Linked DNA regions of Mus musculus: region 1 is linked to region 2. The links are chromatin loops, found by intact Hi-C in ENCODE. Cell type or tissue: left cerebral cortex. All regions are shown on one strand. Each heading gives the region's core, and the rest is flanking DNA. Links, peaks and the distances in the headings are about the cores only. Region 1 holds the start of Adgrb3 (adhesion G protein-coupled receptor B3). Region 2 overlaps Adgrb3 (adhesion G protein-coupled receptor B3).

What was found. Hi-C counts contacts between places; a loop is a spot of excess contacts. Peaks named below come from ENCODE experiments on the same cell type or tissue, not always from the same donor. Only the 100,000 strongest peaks of a DNase experiment are listed, where the experiment ranks them.
Region 1: it touches region 2 in a loop (6-fold over the local background); 10 of 42 quality-filtered maps call a loop at or near these places.

The regions. Positions count from the first base shown.
Region 1 is chr1:25,824,521-25,836,361 of GRCm38, forward strand. It overlaps Adgrb3 (adhesion G protein-coupled receptor B3), which reads right to left and starts at 5,187. Exons shown (of 31, transcript NM_175642.4): 1 at 4,942-5,187; 2 at 1,484-2,255. The coding sequence starts at 2,240. Gm9884 (predicted gene 9884) reads left to right here and starts at 5,910. Exons shown (of 2, transcript NR_169046.1): 1 at 5,910-6,521; 2 at 6,648-7,050. It overlaps Gm53060 (a long non-coding RNA gene), which reads left to right and starts at 8,970. Exons shown (of 2, transcript XR_001779915.2): 1 at 8,970-9,059; 2 at 10,248-11,841. In left cerebral cortex, for the core only: CTCF peaks have their summits at 2,454 (motif pointing left) and 4,583; DNase peaks (open chromatin) are centred at 331, 1,004, 1,275, 1,609 and 5 more places; H3K4me3 peaks cover 4,899 bases; H3K27ac peaks cover 4,498 bases.
Region 2 is chr1:25,524,430-25,529,429 of GRCm38, forward strand. All of the region lies in intron 7 of Adgrb3 (adhesion G protein-coupled receptor B3), which reads right to left. Among named protein-coding and RNA genes, the nearest start is that of Gm25294, 76 kb to the left of the region's middle. In left cerebral cortex, for the core only: a CTCF peak has its summit at 2,709 (motif pointing right); DNase peaks (open chromatin) are centred at 2,768 and 3,035.

The DNA of each region.
Region 1 (11,841 bases), core at 1-5,000, 300 kb after region 2:
AAGAACTCCTGTAATTTAAAACTACTTTGTTTTCTTCAGTCACAGCTGTTGGTGAAAACACTGACCTGTGGAGGCTTCAGCCTCTTCCTGGCTGCCATTGCCCTCCACTTATTCTGTAACTTTTTTTCCCCTGGTGGTATTGCTCTTCCATACTTCCCATCCCCCTAATTTCAGCCAGCAGAGAAACAGCATTAAGCTGTCGAGGCTCCTCTGCCCATCCCCACCCCCTTTCCTCTTGCTGGCTCCACTTTCCTACAAAGCCTTGGCTACCATTAAAGAAAATTCTCCAACAACGTGTCAATTTTATATTGGCCACAAAGGCAACTTCTGTTGGGGGAGGGAGAGGAAAGAGGGACTGGAGCTTGGCTGTCCCTTTTCACAGACTGGGATCTTTGTGGAGATCAGAAAACATTTCCTGCATAAGAAATCAACACACTCTCCGGTTGCGGGGCTAGGGGACAAGCAAGAATATGTACTGGCTCTGTCCTCTAACAAATGGAGCATAGCTATTAACCTCCCAAGCAAAAGTCATTTTTCTCAAAATGTGCCATGCTTTCTTGCATGATTAAAAATATTCCACAATCTCAAATCTCCTGCTAGCTCCCTCTCTGAGGATGGGAAAAATCTAAGTCACTGATAGTTGGGAGTCTTCCTTTGCATTTCCATTGTACTGCTTTTTTCCCCCAATTATCTCATTTCTGAGACATCCCCCCCCCAGCACTCCCCCCCCCCCGCATGTTATCAGCAAAGGGAAAAGAAAGCAGCAAGGAAAGACTTGCAGGAGGGAACTCATAAAATGTGGATGCGCTTTTACTTCCCACCAAGCCCTCCCTTCTGCTGGTGACTTCAGAGGCAGAAAAGCCAGGGACTCTGGCTTCCAACCTCTTTTTCTTAGCCAGCCAAGGAGTGTGCACGGGGATTTACTGTACAAAATACTCTACACAAAAGTAAAGACCTGGGAGAAATTGGTCTCTCATAACTGCAGTGACAGGCAGTCACTGAGTCTATAAAGGGTTTCTGTTGTGTGCTTCCTGGAGTCAGGAAGAGAGAGGATAAGGCCCAGGAGAAAGAAAGAGGAAAGCATTTTCTGAACGTGGTCAGAAAGAAGTCTGCCTTTCCACTTTACATTTGGATCATATGTAGATTTCCTGACCTGGAGCCTGAATAAAAGCACACTTTTTCCTCCTTACCAACCCCCAACACAACTGAGGTCTCATTTCTATCTCTCTCTTCCCTTGAATACTCTACCCATACTTCTGTAGCACATTGCTAAGCAACCCATCTCCTCTGCTTGCCTCTAAAGTCATGAAGGCTGAAGCTCACTTTAGAGCCATGCAACAGAGAAGACCACATATTCAAGTCACTTCAAAGTTGACAGGATAAAGGAGCAAAGAGTAGGCTGAAGTAGTGAACCAGAAAGGGTTACTTCCATGCAAACCCTCCCCAGCCCCAGCCCCCACTCCCCCTGCCTCTGAGCACTTACCTTCTTTGGGTGGTCTCTTGGCCTCCCTGGTCAGATTGCAGACTTGAGTAGTTTGCAGCTCCTGAGTCAGGCAACCCTCCGTCTGCTCATTCAGGGGTAACACGACGTTATTTAACAGAACCAGGGACTGGTCATCTATTCCCCACTCTCCCAAGTGCTGGGGGCACGTGCATTTTGTGTACATAATTCCACAAGACTCGGTTCTCCCATTTTCGGATTTTAAGCAGCTTTCCAACCAAGTGCATAAGACATGGCAACCAAACTGGCTCGGGCTCACCTTGTTCAGTACCAAAAACTCAAAAAAAGATTTCTGATCCTCTTCGACTTTTTTCTGTAATCCTGGGAAATCAGTTGGAAATACCCGGCGTATCTGAATGAAATTTTTATCGTACTGTAGAAAAACAAAAGCATTCTTGGAACTGCAAAGTTGCATTATGGAATGGTTCTTTCTCAAAAGATCCTTTATTTTTTCATGGGAAAAATGATCAAACTGATAAGCCAGAAGGGAAAAGTTAGAGCAGCTAAGGTCCTTTTTGGAAAATTTCAGGTAAATGCTATATTTGGTTGGATCTGGATTTTCCAGTGTCCAGGTGCAGTTTGTAAAGTTTTTGGGAAACATTTCACTTACAGAATAGGATCCATAAATGACTCCCTTCACCAAAGTGGAACACCAGAAGTCTTGGGCAGCATTAAATCCAAACATAACCAGGAGATAGGTGGAAAATATATAAATCAGCAGGTTACGAACAGCCTTCATCCTATGTCATTTGGCCTGTAAGAATGGCAAAGGAAGTGAGACGCAAGCAGACGACCACAGGCATTGAAAAAACAAAACCCTTTCAATATTTCTGCCAGCTGTTTTCAAGAATTCCGTTTTTAAAAAAAAAGCCCTTTTTAAAAAAGAAGGGCAGGTGATTTTTATTTTATAACGCCAGGAAATTATCAGTTGCTGTGTGAAGAGCGCCCTCACGTGGTTGGTAGTGATGGACAAGTTCTCACCGTTCAATTTAAAAATAACATTTAATAGATTATTAATAGTTATGTCCTAATTCATCCACCAGGATTTCCTGCACATCCATTATCATTCTATCAAGTGAAGTGGGAAAGCATGGTGTTTTGTTCTGTTTTGTTTTGGAGTAGCAATAACCTGCATGTTAATTGCTGAGGTACTGACTTAAACTCCAGAACCTTCCCTCTCCCTCAGTCTTCTGCCTGCAGTAAACAGCAACACACGAAATCTAACCTGATAATCTGGAAGCAGCTGTCATCGCATTATTCCTTTCCTGTGGACTGTGAGAAGTAATCGTGGTAAATTACAGCCACAGCTTTAAAAGCAAAGACGATCATTCCTTCCAGATGGAATATCATCTCCCCAATGCCCCTACTTGCCTTTGCAGGGGCCACTGTGTGAACTGGTGAGACATTCCTGTGCAAAAAAAAAAAACCACTTGGGAATTCGTGGGGACGCGTCAGATTTTGAAGGAATCATCTGGGAGAGGGCATAGATGGGTAGATGGACCGGAAAGACCTGATGCTCGGCATCACCACTAAGTGTGAGATTCCAGGCAGTCATTTCATAGGCCGTGCCCTCCTGGGATGCATAAAGTGGATCGCTGTATTAGTATCTGTATCCAAAGGCAGTGTTGGGGGTGGGGGACCCCAGAACTGCAGCCACTGAGCTTGCCTAGGCTATGTTTCTCCAAATTATGGTGGTTTTAGTAAGAGTCATAGCTTATAAATTGGGATTTACACATAGTGCATGAAAAATCCTAGCATTGTGTTTGCTCCCTGGCCGACTTCAGTGGCCGAATTCCTGCCTTTCTAACAAGTGTTCCAGGTTGTTCTTCTTACATTGATTTTTGCCCCAGCTTTGCACAACCAAAGCATCCTTGATTATATTTACCTCTATAACTTATTAATCCCAATATAACTTAATTTTTTTCATCTTTAACCTTTAGAAAGTTATTCCTCAGAATGAATGACAATGCTTTTTGTTTTTGTTGTTGCTGTTCAGCCCTTAAGCTGATAAAAGTGATATCAAGTTCATTTTAAAAGGCTTTAAACTGAAGTCTCCTCCACCATTCTATACACAGAGACAGACAGACAGACAGACATAGAGACTGTTAAGAGTTTTCATGCCTTCTCTGTCTGGTCTTTGAACTAAAGCATACAACCTTCTTCTTTGCCATTGCATAACACAGCAACACATGCACTCCCAATCCAGTGACCAAAGTCCCTGAACAGATCTGCATTTCACAGAGTATGATTCAAACACTATGTCTTGACAGAGGCCAAAACAGCCCCAACTGTAAATCTCTACACAACAGCAGTTTAAAATAAACCCAGAGCTGATAGGACTATCAGAATAGCGTTTTCTCTTCCAAACACACAGCTCACTGAGTAATGCCTTTTCCAGTTGAAAATAAGTAAATAAATAAATAAATAAAGGTAATGATATTTTAGAGGTTACGTGTGTTTAAAAAAAATGGGAACAGTCTCGTGTGTGTGTGTGTGTGTGTGTGTGTGTGTGTGCACGCTGTAGCACTTTGCAGGCAATGCAGGTCTGCGCAGTGTTCTTCAGGATAGAGTGTAGGCGTTGAAAGCCGATGTGACAGTAAGTGTCTAAATTAGGAATTCCAACCATGAAAGGGGGCTTCATTTTATAATCAGGAACTCAAAAGGAGGTCGTATTTCTTTTCCTTATTAAAAAAAAAATCGGTATTTCTGCTTCCATTTATTTGGCAGTGGATGTCTGCAATAGTGTGCTTATCAGTGATTAGAAGAGAAGGGAAGAGCTGATTTCACATCTCTCTTCCACCCTTCATGTAACGCTCTTTATTTTTAACCATTCTTGGGGTACGAAGTCTTGTTTGTTTCTATATAATAAGAAATATGAATCATTGAACTGCCCCCACCCCCACTGCAGGCCCTGTTCAAACAACCGTATATCTGTCTAAGGAAAAATAAGGGCCAGAGGTTGCCTAAGGGATGGTCACTGAGGGCTCCAGAATGTTGTATTTATTTATTTATTTATTTGGCTCTTTCTGAGAGGCAAACCAGCACTGAGTTTAGCTATTCTCAAACTGATCTTCTGGGTGACACTTTAGTTTAGCCGAACATAGACGGCGCCATCACTCCACTGATTTTTTCCCCCAACAGAAGACCCAATCCTACTCTATCCTAACTTCCTTTTAACCTACCCCCCTCCGCCCCCGCTAAAATTACCTCAATCACGCACGAGTTGCTAGATTTTCTGGGTCTCTCTCCCTATTCCTTCCCATCCAGCACACCTCTTCAAAAACAGACTTCTCTTAACTTTTCAACTGCGGCGTTTTAGTAAGCTCAGAATCTTGCCATCCGCCAGCAACAGCCTTGACTTCCATCCCCCCAAACTGAGCCCAAGTCTCTCCGGGCGACCCCCCAGAAGACAGAGGTGACCCTTAGGCCCCTTTCCTTACCTTCCACTCCGAAAGCTCCGGGAGGCTCTTGATCTAAGACACCAGAACAGGCACACGTCCCAACAACAGTGATGGAGAGACTCCCCTTCGGTCCCAATCACCGTTGCCCATTTTTCCCCCCGGTTCAGCTTCAAATATTAAGATTTATGATTGGAAAAAAAATAATGCATGCAAACGAAAGGCAGAGGGAAAAAAAGGAAAAAAAAATAATAGGGGGGGGGGCGGTGGTATCCAGCGGCCAGAGCCTTGCGCCTTATCCAAGTGAATGAAGCCTTCAAAGGAGAGGCGGGGAGAGGCCCCCTGAAGGGAGACTCCACAGAAACACCAAACAGAAAAATGGAAGTGGATAAAGAGCGCAGATGTGTTTTCCCAAACCCACCCCCCCGCAACAAACGGATTGGCCAAGAAGCCAAAAAAGCGCTGAGAAGTGGCCGGCGGCGCTGGCTGGGGCGGCGTGTTGGGCGGTGGGCTGGTGGCAGGAGTGCTCCCGGCCGGTGGCGAGGCTGGAGCAGGAGCCGTTTGCTTGCTTGGTGCGCCCTCCTCCCCGGCCCTCCTCCCTGCCAGGTACTGATGGACGGAGCGCGGCTGAGGAGCTGGGGGTAAAATCCTGGGCTGGCGACGTCGGGAAGCTGTTTGAATGCCGGGCGAGGAGGGAGGCGCGCGAGGGCACGAGATAGTAAAGCTGTGTGGCGGGCGTGCGCGCCGGCGCGCGGCGCTCGCTCTCCCCGGGCTGCGCGCGAAGGGGGCCCGCGCGTTCCTCGGCGCGCACCCGCCGCTGGGCAACCCTCCCGCGCGCGTGCTCGTGGGTGCGCGCGTCCCCGGCGGAGCGCTGCGCCCGGACCAGAGTCCGGCCTCCCCCGCGGCGGGCGAGCTGGCGGGCGGGCGAGCGGGCGAGCGGGCGAGCGGGCGGGAGGGAGGACGGGCGCGGGAGCGAGGCGGGCGGGCGGGCGGGCGGGCGCGGGCTCCTCGGGGCTCTAGCCGAGCCCGCGCCCTGCTACTCAAACCCAAACACGTCTGGAAAACCGATCTTTTCTGCGCCTGGGAGGTTTTCGCATCCTCAGTTCCCACCGCTGAGGCTGGTCGCCACCAAGTGTAGGAGAAAGTCCCCAGGAGGAGAGGCAGGGGGGCGCGGAGACGGGAAGGCGACATGGAGGGGTAGGAAGTAAACGCTGGACTCGATCATCTGTCTGCTGCCATTCAGAGCGGACCTGCCGCAGCGGGAGAGCTGTCATTTCAGCACCGGGATTTAGCCTTGATCCAGTCTGCAGCTGAGGGGCCACAACTCAGCTCCCACTGCTCTTTGCCTCAGGCTGGAGGCTGGAACTATAGTTGTTCAGTTTTTTTGTTTTGTTTTGTTTTGTTTTTTGTTTTTAAAATCACAGCCAGACTGCAATTAACAGCTTATTTGTTCTGTCACGAAAGAGGCTTTGCCAGGACCACTGAGCAGGCTACCGAGGTCAGGCGTCCTGAGCTGCTCTCAGCATGGCGTTGGGACAATAGTGCGGGTTCTAAACTTTTGATTCGTTCTGGCTTCTTAATGCATTTATTCCTTGTCAAGTTTCCCCTCGTAGGAAGTTCGGGTAAGTGATGGGAAGAAATGAAGAAAAGCTACCTTTGTTGTCCGTTGAGAAGGGGGATAAGGAAGATAAATTTCTACACGACTCCACCGTTTTATTTACTTATTGTTTATTTTGCCTCTTGTACAGACGTCTGAAGATGCATCAGATAGACTTCACATGCACATGCAGGTCACTCGCCAGCTAGTTTGGTCTCTACTTGTGTACGCGGTTGGTGGTTTGCAAAACAAGTGTTTGAATAGTGTGCTTATGTGGTGGGAGGAGACATAATGGGTAATGCATTTGGGCAGAGTCCTCCTAAGGGTGAGTTGCCTGAGCAGCAGGTGAAGTTGAATGAAGCAATTTTCCATCATTTGCTCTACTCCCTCATTTGCATTTTTTGTTCCTCTTCTTGTTCCTCTCCCCTGGGGCAATTGCATAGCCAAGAACAGGATTTTCAAAGGAAGGCTATCATGAAAACAGGAAGGTACTGATGATCTTTTATGTACCAGAATTGTTTGAAATATTAAAATTGGCTCTTTGGCTCCTTGCATCTTACTGCATATTAATAGAATGACCCTCTTCAAGGCTTTTCTCTTTTAGGACAAGCATTGAAGTAACAACCGGTAAGGGAAACAGTTAATCACTTTCCAGCAGGCTTCAACAATGTTCCCAGGAACAAATCACCAGGGAAAGCAGCCTGGGTGGCATTTTGGTTTTGTGTCATTTCTGGTTCATTACAATGCTTTTATTCATTTAGGGGAATGTGAAAAGAAAATGCTCTCATATGTCAAATGCAAAATCCCAAACGCTGTGTATATAGTGAGCATATTTTCTTATTTAAAAAAGACTATTCTGCAGTATAAAAGAGGAAAATATTTCATTTATTTCAACTTTTGGGGTGAAAGTGGTCATAATATTTGCAAGACATTTGGGTAAATCTGTTATTTCACCCGGGGGGGGGGGGGAGTCGCAGTAAATGTGCCATAAAATGGAGAATAAGAAAATACTTTGTGTGGCTTGTACATACAGATAAAATAATGTAAGGATAGTTATAATTCTCACACAGTAGTGTCTTCTCACATTATCATTTAGCAGTGTGATCTTGATGTTTCTTAGAAATCTCTAAAGTCACAGCAGCGTGGAGTAAGAAAAACAGCCTAGGGGGACAATTTTAAAAGGCTTAATCCTTAATGGAAAGGAACACTCTTTTTCAGAATCATTTTAATTCAAGTAGGATGCAGGGCTGGGTCAGAAAGGAAAGCCACTCTTAATAAAGCGCTTCACCCTTCACACTGTTTCCCATAACCTTCATAAACTGCAGGCTACTGAGCTGGCCTGATGATGATCCTGCTGAGGTATATTTATAGCAGATGATTTGTAGATGATAAATATGCCAAGCAAGACACTTGGCTACAGTAACCCGGGGCTCATCTGACTTCCTGGGGGCGGAGGGGTGTCACAATCAAGAATAACAAGAGGGACTATATAAGGAGAAACTGGTCTCTAAGCCCTGACGACACAGTCCAAAGCCAACCCAAGAAGGCATCACATTGTTTTCTGCCTGCATGGAGTTCCGTGGGAAAGCTTTGCTGTCATTGACTCAATAACAAAAGGCAAACCAGTGTACACCGTGAGCTCTGTGTCTTCAGATTACAATTACCAACTTTTACTATCTAGTTCATGTGGGTCTATGTATATCCTTGTATGTATCCCACATTTCCCACATATGCCTGTTATACATGCATATATGTGTCTATATATGTGTATACACTGTTTCCTAATCTGCATACACAAGTGAATACACACACACACACATAGTAAACACTTCATTTGATCATGTTTGTAATGTTACATTAATGCATTTATCTGTGACACGTAGAGTATTTCACACCAAAACTATCAAATTAATTGTAAAACTAGATTTTTTTCCATATCCTTGTTGACTTTCAAAAGGAATATCAAGAATTCAGTACTAACACGTTCAAATCTAAACTACTGTTTTATAGCATCACCATAATTCAACTTGGTCAGGGTTATTGAAAGTTGAATATCTTCACAATATGTCTCCTATAATTTACCTGTTCTATTAAGGTCACTCCAAGAAAATGTTTCCATGACTAGTGTTTTTACTTCACCTTTTCCCCTAACTTTAAACTTTCTACATTGGAAAATAAGCCCATTCTCCTATATTATCACTTATAATCCTGTGTCTTCTGCAAAGTTATCATCGAATAATAATAAGAGGATTCTAGAATGTGTGTAGCCTATTTCAGAAGATGTTTTAAGGTACTTTTATTTATTTACTTTTATTTATTTATTTTCTTTTATTTATTTATTTGTGTATTGCATGTATGTCTGTGCACCACAGGCATACAGGAGTCCTCAGAGCTCAGAAGAGACATCAAATCCCCTAGAACTGGCGTTACACATGTTCATACGTTGCCAAGTGAATGGTGGGAACCAAACCTGGACCCCTCATGGGATCAGCTAGTGCTCTTAACCTTGGAGTCACAATGTTACAAAAAGCTTTTGCTTGGCCTTTCTCACATACTCTTTTAGGTAATACTATATTTCCACATTCTATATTTTGTAACTTACCATTATTAGTAAGATTTTTAAAAGCATACATTATATATAGTTTGTTCTTTGTTCATTCCACACTTTCTTTTTTAAGTAATTAGTGTCTTTGATGATGCATGCACAAGATTTGGAAACAAATCCTATTCCTCTACCTTCTCTTCCTCCTCTGTTTCCTTCTCTTATCTAGTATCTTCAGAGATACAAACTCTAAACATGGTTTGCTGAAATCAACATTTGTTTAAATAATCAAATAATCAAATGTTAAAATATTACAAGTTTCCATGGCTTGCTAAAAATTAATATGTTTACCACAAACTGACCAATTTACCTCTCCTCCTCATTAGTTTTCTTAAATTAATTTTTTCTTAAATAGAAAGTATCTCAGTAGCCAAGCAAGAGTCAGTCTCAATATCAATATTGGTCCATTTCTTCTCTGACATTCCTGAAAAGAAAGACCAGGATGAAGCAATGAAAGTAATAGGAGTTAGGGGGGCAGGAGATGCAACAAGATACCTCTCCTGTTAGCTCAGCAAAACCTCATCCAACCAGGTGTTAGGACCAACTGGAGTTTAATTAGCCCACTGGTTCCTTGAATTATTTGTCAGTTTTATAAGTGTTTCCATTATAATGACACAAGAAGCTTCAATCACTGGTAGTCATTGCCTGTCAATTTCTAGTCTCACTCATTGCATTCAGGCTACACTTATTGTCACATAGATGTATTGCAGGAGTAACTTGGAAAATAGGGACCCTAAAAGCTCAGAATACACATTTTCAGTGATTTGTGAACTTACCCCAAAATTATTCTGTCAGTTACTCTTCTGTTTCTGTTTTACCTTTTGCTTGGTTTGGTTTGTTTCAGTATGGTTTGGTATAAAGTTATTGCAATTATGACATTATCTTTCTTCATCTATGCAAGTTGAATTTGCTACAAGTAAGATGTTTTATTTTAACCATGAATTGGGCATTCATCATTTACCTGTTACTCTACATGAAGCTGTGGCCTCTTTAGGAAAGGGAATGGACGAGTGCTGTTTTTGTAATATTTTCTTTTATAGGAAAGGGAATGGACGAGTGCTGTTTTTGTAATACTTTCTAAGTAAAGAAATGTGTGTGTGTCATTTAAGTTTTCCTAGTGAGAGGTGAACAAAGAGCTGTTCTTTCCAGACAAAGCACCGATGACAGAAAACATAAAGCTTCCACCAAGTCAAACCTTGTGGACCAACGTATTTTACTAGGGTGATGTGGAAAAGAGGAGACTTCCCACCAGAAGTGACTCAAAAACATGCCAGGAAGCTCATGCCTTAAGCAAGCTGATCACCTAACTAAGTGCTGAATCTTCAGGGACCTCCTGTGGAAGTCTGCCCTCCCCTGCACCTGCTTATTTCTTTAAGCAGCAGGAGGAAGGATTTTGTCAACCTGTACTTTTCCTCCTTTCTTGAAAGCAATTGCAGAATAAGAGTTATTGCATCACATGCAATAATTACTCAGGTATTATAGACAAGAAATAAGCAAGGGCAGAGACAGAACAATATTGATAGTAACCTAGATTTTATATGTGTGTGTGTGTGTGTGTGTGTGTGTGTGTGTGTGTGTGTGTTTGTCTACAGCCAACAATGTTTAACACAGTGGAAGAAAAGGCTTAGTTTCTATTTACAGTATATGTATAACAATAATTACAATAACTAATGTATTTTCAATAAATAAGACATTCTGAAAGAATACAAATGTCAGTTTATAGTCTCTGATAATAACTCGTTGTAAATTTTAATATGCAGATATCCTTTAGGAAAAGCAAGACGGTTCAGCAGGCAAAGCCTTTGTCACTCAAATCTGATAACTAAGCATTCATCCCCAGAGGCCACTTAGTAGAAAGAGAAAACTGACTCCCAAAAGTTGTCATCTAATCTCTACATACGCACCTGATTGGTGTCTGTACACACATGCACACAAATAGCCACACACACACACACACACACACACACACACACATACATGTACATGAGAAACTTTACAATGTGAGCAATAATATATCATGATCTGAGTAAGGAATGTAAATTCAGCATGCCCTTCCAAAATACCCTAACATCTGCTTTTGACGTCCGACTTTTCCCTTAGTAACGTTTGTCTCCCTGAACAGTTTTACTTCTACTTTCATAACGCTTAAATGATTTTATGTTTTTCTATTTCTCAAATGGATTTAATACACTTAATATGATTTCCCAAGTTGCATCCATTTTCCTACAAGTGGGACTATTTTCTTCTTTATGGCTGCTAGAATTTTTCGTTATGCAAGTATAATACACTTTCCTTATCTACTCCGTTGTTATTGGACACCACAGCTGGCCCCACAATTTTGGTGTTGTGAATAGCACTGTAAATGAACATTAATGTGCAAGGATCTCTCTGATATGGTAACGAGTTCTTTGAGTTAATACTCAGAAGTGATGAGTGGGAGACAGATGCAGGACATTATTCCTGTTGTTGCTGTTTCTTGTAATTTAATCTTGAGAGTGCGCTACACGAATTTCCACAGCTGTTTTACATCAATGCAAGAAGCGTGCACATTTTCCCACTTTTCTGCATCTTTGCCTGCATTGACAGTAGTACTGTGATATCAAAACCAACATACAACCCACAAATAAAACTATAGAGTGGCCACACCAGGCTGGTACTGAGATCAGTGTCTTGCTCAGCCATCAACAAAGAAGGTTCCTCTTGAATGAGAACTAACCCTGAGACCCACAAGTAAATAATACAC
Region 2 (5,000 bases), core at 1-5,000:
GAGGCGCAATGTGTGCTTTGAGCTTTACTAAAGTTTCTTTAGTGAATGTGGCTGCTCTTGTATTTGGAGCATAGATATTCAGAATTGAGAGTTCCTCTTGGAGGATTTTACCTTTGATGAGAATGAAGTGTCCCTCTTTGTCTTTTTTGATGACTTTGGGTTGGAAGTCAATCTTATCAGATATTAGGATGGCTACTCCTGCTTGTTTCTTCATACCATTTGCTTGGAAAATTGTTTTCCAGCCTTTCATTCTGAGGTAGTGTCTATCTTTTTCTCTGAGATGAGTTTCCTGTAAGCAGCAAAATGTTGGGTCTTGTTTGTGTAGCCAGTTTGTTAGTCTATGTCTTTTTATTGGCGAGTTGAGACCATTGATGTTAAGAGATATTAAGGAAAAGTAATTGTTGCTTCCTGTTATTTTAGTTGTTAAAGGTGGCATTCTGTTCTTGTGGCTGTCTTCTTTTAGGTTTGTTGAGGGATTACCTTCTTGTTTTTTCTAGGGCGTTGTTCCCGTTCTTGTATTGGTTTTTTTCTGTTATTATCCTTTGAAGGGCTGGATTCGTGGAGAGATAATGCGTGAATTTGGTTTTGTCGTGGAATACTTTGGTTTCTCCCTCTATGATAATTGAGAGTTTGGCTGGGTATAGTAGCCTGGGCTGCAGTTTGTGTTCTCTTAGTGTCTGTATAACATCTGTCCAGGCTCTTCTGGCTTTCATAGTCTCTGGTGAAAAATCTGGTGTAATTCTGATAGGCTTGCCTTTATATGTTACTTGACCTTTTTCCCTTACTGCTTTTAGTATTCTATCTTTATTTAGTGCATTTGATGTTCTGATTATTATGTGTCGGGAGGAATTTCTTTTCTGGTCCAGTCTATTTGGAGTTCTGTAGGCTTCTTGTATGTTCATATGCATCTCATTCTTTAGATTTGGGAAGTTTTCTTCAATAATTTTGTTGAAGATGTTTGCTGGACCTTTGAGTTGAAAATCTTCATTCTCATCCACTCCTATTATCCGTACGTTTGGTCTTCTTATTGTGTCCTGGATTTCCTGGATATTTTGAGTTAGGATCTTTTTGCATTTTCCATTTTCTTTGATTGTTGTGCCGATGTTCTCTATGGAATCTTCTGCACCTGAGATTCTCTCTTCCATCTCTTGTATTCTGTTGCTGATGCTCAAATCTATGGTTCCAGATTTCTTTCCTAGGGTTTCTATCTCTAGTGTTGCCTCGCTTTGAGTTTTCTTTATTGTGTCTACTTCCCTTTTTAGGTCTAGTATGGTTTTGTTCATTTCCATCACCTGTTTGTATGTTTTTTCCTCTTTTTCTGTAAGGACTTCTACCTGTTTGATTGTGTTTTCCTGTTTTTCTTTAAGGACTTGTAACTCTTTAGCAGTGTTCTCCTGTATTTCTTTAAGTGATTTATTAAAGTCCTTCTTGATGTCCTCTACCATCATCATGAGATATGCTTTTAAATCTAGGTCTAGGTTCTCAGGTGTGTTGGGGTTCCCTGGACTGGGCGAAGTGGGTGTGCTGGGTTCTGGTGATGGTGAGTGGTCTTGGTTCCTGTTAGTAAGATTCCTCCGTTTACCTTTCGCCATCTGGTAATCTCTGGAGTTAGTAGTTATAGTTGACTCTGTTTAGAGATTGTTCTTCTGGTGATTCTGTTACCGTCTATCAGCAGACCTGGGAGACAGATTCTCTCCTCTGAGTTTCAGTGCTCAGAGCACTCTCTGCTGGCAAGCTCTCTTACAGGGAAGGTGCGCAGATATCTTGTATTTGGACCTCCTCCTGGCCGAAGAAGAAGGCCCAAAACAGGACCTTTCTCAGACACTGTGTTGCTTTGGCAGTTCCCAGGTGGTACAGACTCTCACCTAAGCAGACTAAATTCCTAAGTTCCTTGGAGTCCCGGGACCAAGATGGCGACCGCTGCTGCTGTGGCTTAGGTCGCCTCCCCAGCCGGGCGGGCACCTGTCCTCCGGTCCGGAAGGTGGCCGGCTGTCCCCGGCCCACACAGGGTGCTGCCTCAGCCCCTCTGTGCTTCCGCCTGTTCCAGAGGCTGTCAGGTTCTCTGGCGCACCCTCTCACCTGTTCAGACTAATTTCCTAAGTTCGGCGGGTCCCCGAAATCATGTAGGATTAATGTAGTTCTGAAGCTTAGAACTTAGTATATTAGTCAGCTAGACCTGTGTAAAACTGTAAAGTAACTACTTACAAATACTGCTTTATTGAAGAAACTGACTACATATGAGGCATTAGTGGATAGATATAGCTAATATTATGATAAAAAATCCCATCTTCAACAGAGGAACAACATCTTGAAATTAATAGTTCAGAATACCTTGTAATGCATACTGCAATTTGTGCAAAATATCAGATTATGTTATAGCAAAAAAAAAAAAAGAAACTTGATATAGCTATGTAGGTAAGTGAGAACATTTTGGTGATTGTATATGAACTAATAAAGAAATTATTTATCTAATTTAAGAAGTAGGTTTCACCAGGGAGTGATATATTTGCAAATAAATTGCCATTGTTTTCCAATCACCTACCTGAAAACCAAGAAATAAAAATGCTAATGCCAAAATATAGCGTCTTATAAAAGTGTTTTCACTGTTATTTGATAACGTATTGATCTGTCTTAAATCTTGAAACCTAACAAGTAAACATAGCAAAGAAAACATACAATCTATAAACAGAGCTGTAAAATGTTTTTCCAACAGCAGGTGGCAATCTTTGTAAATCTGATTGCAACTGTTCCGTTTTACCTTTGCAGATGAAATGCAGTTGTACAGTTGAAAGGCTGCAGTTGAGGGCAGTTCATAAGCTTCATATGCCGAGACTGCTTCACATACCTTCTCATAGCAAGAAGGGCTTGCTTAAAATGCTTTCCTGTACTAATGAAATTTCTCCTTTGGCAAAACAAATGTTTTTGTTTAAAGCTTGTCAATTCTCAGGCAGTGCAGGGATTTCTTTGTTAATCTGTCTAGGCATTCTTTACAGCCGAGTTCTGCCTGCTGTTTGTCTCTTATCATTCTCAATTCACATGGCCTGGAGAATTAGCAAAACTAATTTTAGATTTCATGCCAGAAGGAAACCTGCTGACAAAATGCAAAACTTGAAACTCAAGTTTCTGGACCAAAGGGAAAGATGGTTCCCAGGATGAGGGCGCTTGCTATCTTGCCTGATGACTGCTCAGGACCTACAAGTAGGAAAGAGAAGGCTGACTCCTCAAACTGTCCTCTGAAGTCTAGACGTGTATTGGGCAGGCCTGAACACCTACCCCAATAATATAAACAAATGTAATGAAAATGCAAAAACTCTAGTTTATGATGTGATTATCAGTGTGGAACTGAGATAACTCTTTTTTTCTTTTTCCAATTTTTTATTAGGCATTTTCTTCATTTACATTTCAAATGCTATCCCAAAAGTCCCCTATACCCTCCCCACATCCCCTACCCACCAACTCCTACTTCTTGGCCCTGGTGTTTCCCTGTACTGGGGCATATAAAGTTTGCAAGACCAAGGGGCCTCTCTTCCCTATGATGGCCAACTAGGCCATCTACTGATGCAGTTAGAGACATGAGCTCTGGGGGTACTGGTTAGTTCATATTGTTGTTCTACCTATAGGGTTGCAGAACCCTTCAGCTCCTTGGGTACTTTCTCTAGCTCCTCCATTGGGGGCCCTGTGATCCATCCAATAGCTGACTGTGAGCATCCACTTCTGTGTTTGCCAGGCACTGGCATAGCCTCACAAGAGACAGCTATATCAGGATCCTTTCAGCAAAATCCTGCTGGTGTATGCAATAGTCTCTGCTTTTGGTGGCTGATTATGGGATGGATCCCCAGGTGTGGCAGTCTCTGGATGGTCCACTTATCAGTGAGTACATATCATGTGAGTTCTTTTGTGATTAGTTTACCTCACTCAGGATGATATCCTCCAGATCCATCATTTTGCCTTGGAATTTCATAAATTCATTGTTTTTAATGGCTGAGTAGTAGAGACAAATCTTTTAGCATTTTAATTCTAGAGAAATGTAATGTTTTCACTCCCGGGAAACTCTTAGAAATCTTGCATTTTTAAACCTAGGGGCTCATTTTAGGTGGAAATCATTAGCTTCTACATCACAAAGATGCAGCCTTAATCGGTAACCAGGTAGCCAAAGTGAATAGGAAACTTTTTTCTTGTTGTTCTCACAAAACACCCTGGCAAAAACAACTTAAGGAATAGATGGTTTCCAGCTCATAGTTTAATACAGTTCATCATGGAGGGGAATTACGGGCACCAGGCACCTAAAGTAGCCGCCACTTTTTATTTGCAATCGAGAATCATGGTGCAGTGGGGAAGGGCGAGCAGGATGTGCTCTGCTTTCTTTCATTTTTTTTGAATCAGGGAGATAGAGTAAATCTTCCCACCCCAAATAACCTACTCAGAGATTTGTCTCTAAGGTGATTCTACATCCTGACAACTTGACAAATAAAATCCATTTCGTGTCCACCATTTGTCACCTTAACACAAAGCACACTACCTTCAGTACCAAACCTCTACCTTCTGTCACAATAGGCTAATGACTATCTCATCATGGAAAATGCATTCTGTCCAACGTCAAAGTGCTCATAGTTTTTGAACAGTCCTAACACTGACCCAAAATCCAAAATCCAAGTGTCACTGAAGACTCAAGGTGATGTCATGATGATGATATCCTATGAAGAAATACAGACTTTCAAAGCAAACTAGCACAGAAAAGTGTCTAGATTACAAAATGGAGAATGGAGAGATAGAAATGATCAGGCAAGTCAACATGGAAACCTATCAGCACAGACTAAAAATTCTGCAGCTTCATTTCACCATCTGGAACTTCAGACAGAATCATGAGAGCCACAAGTGGATTAAGAAGGCTAGCTCTTCCAGCCCTGCTGCCCATAACAAACCTAGCCTCTCTCCTGGGCAACCCCTGCTTCATATGTACAGTCTTAATTGGTGGATGCCCCATGGTCTGACATCTGACC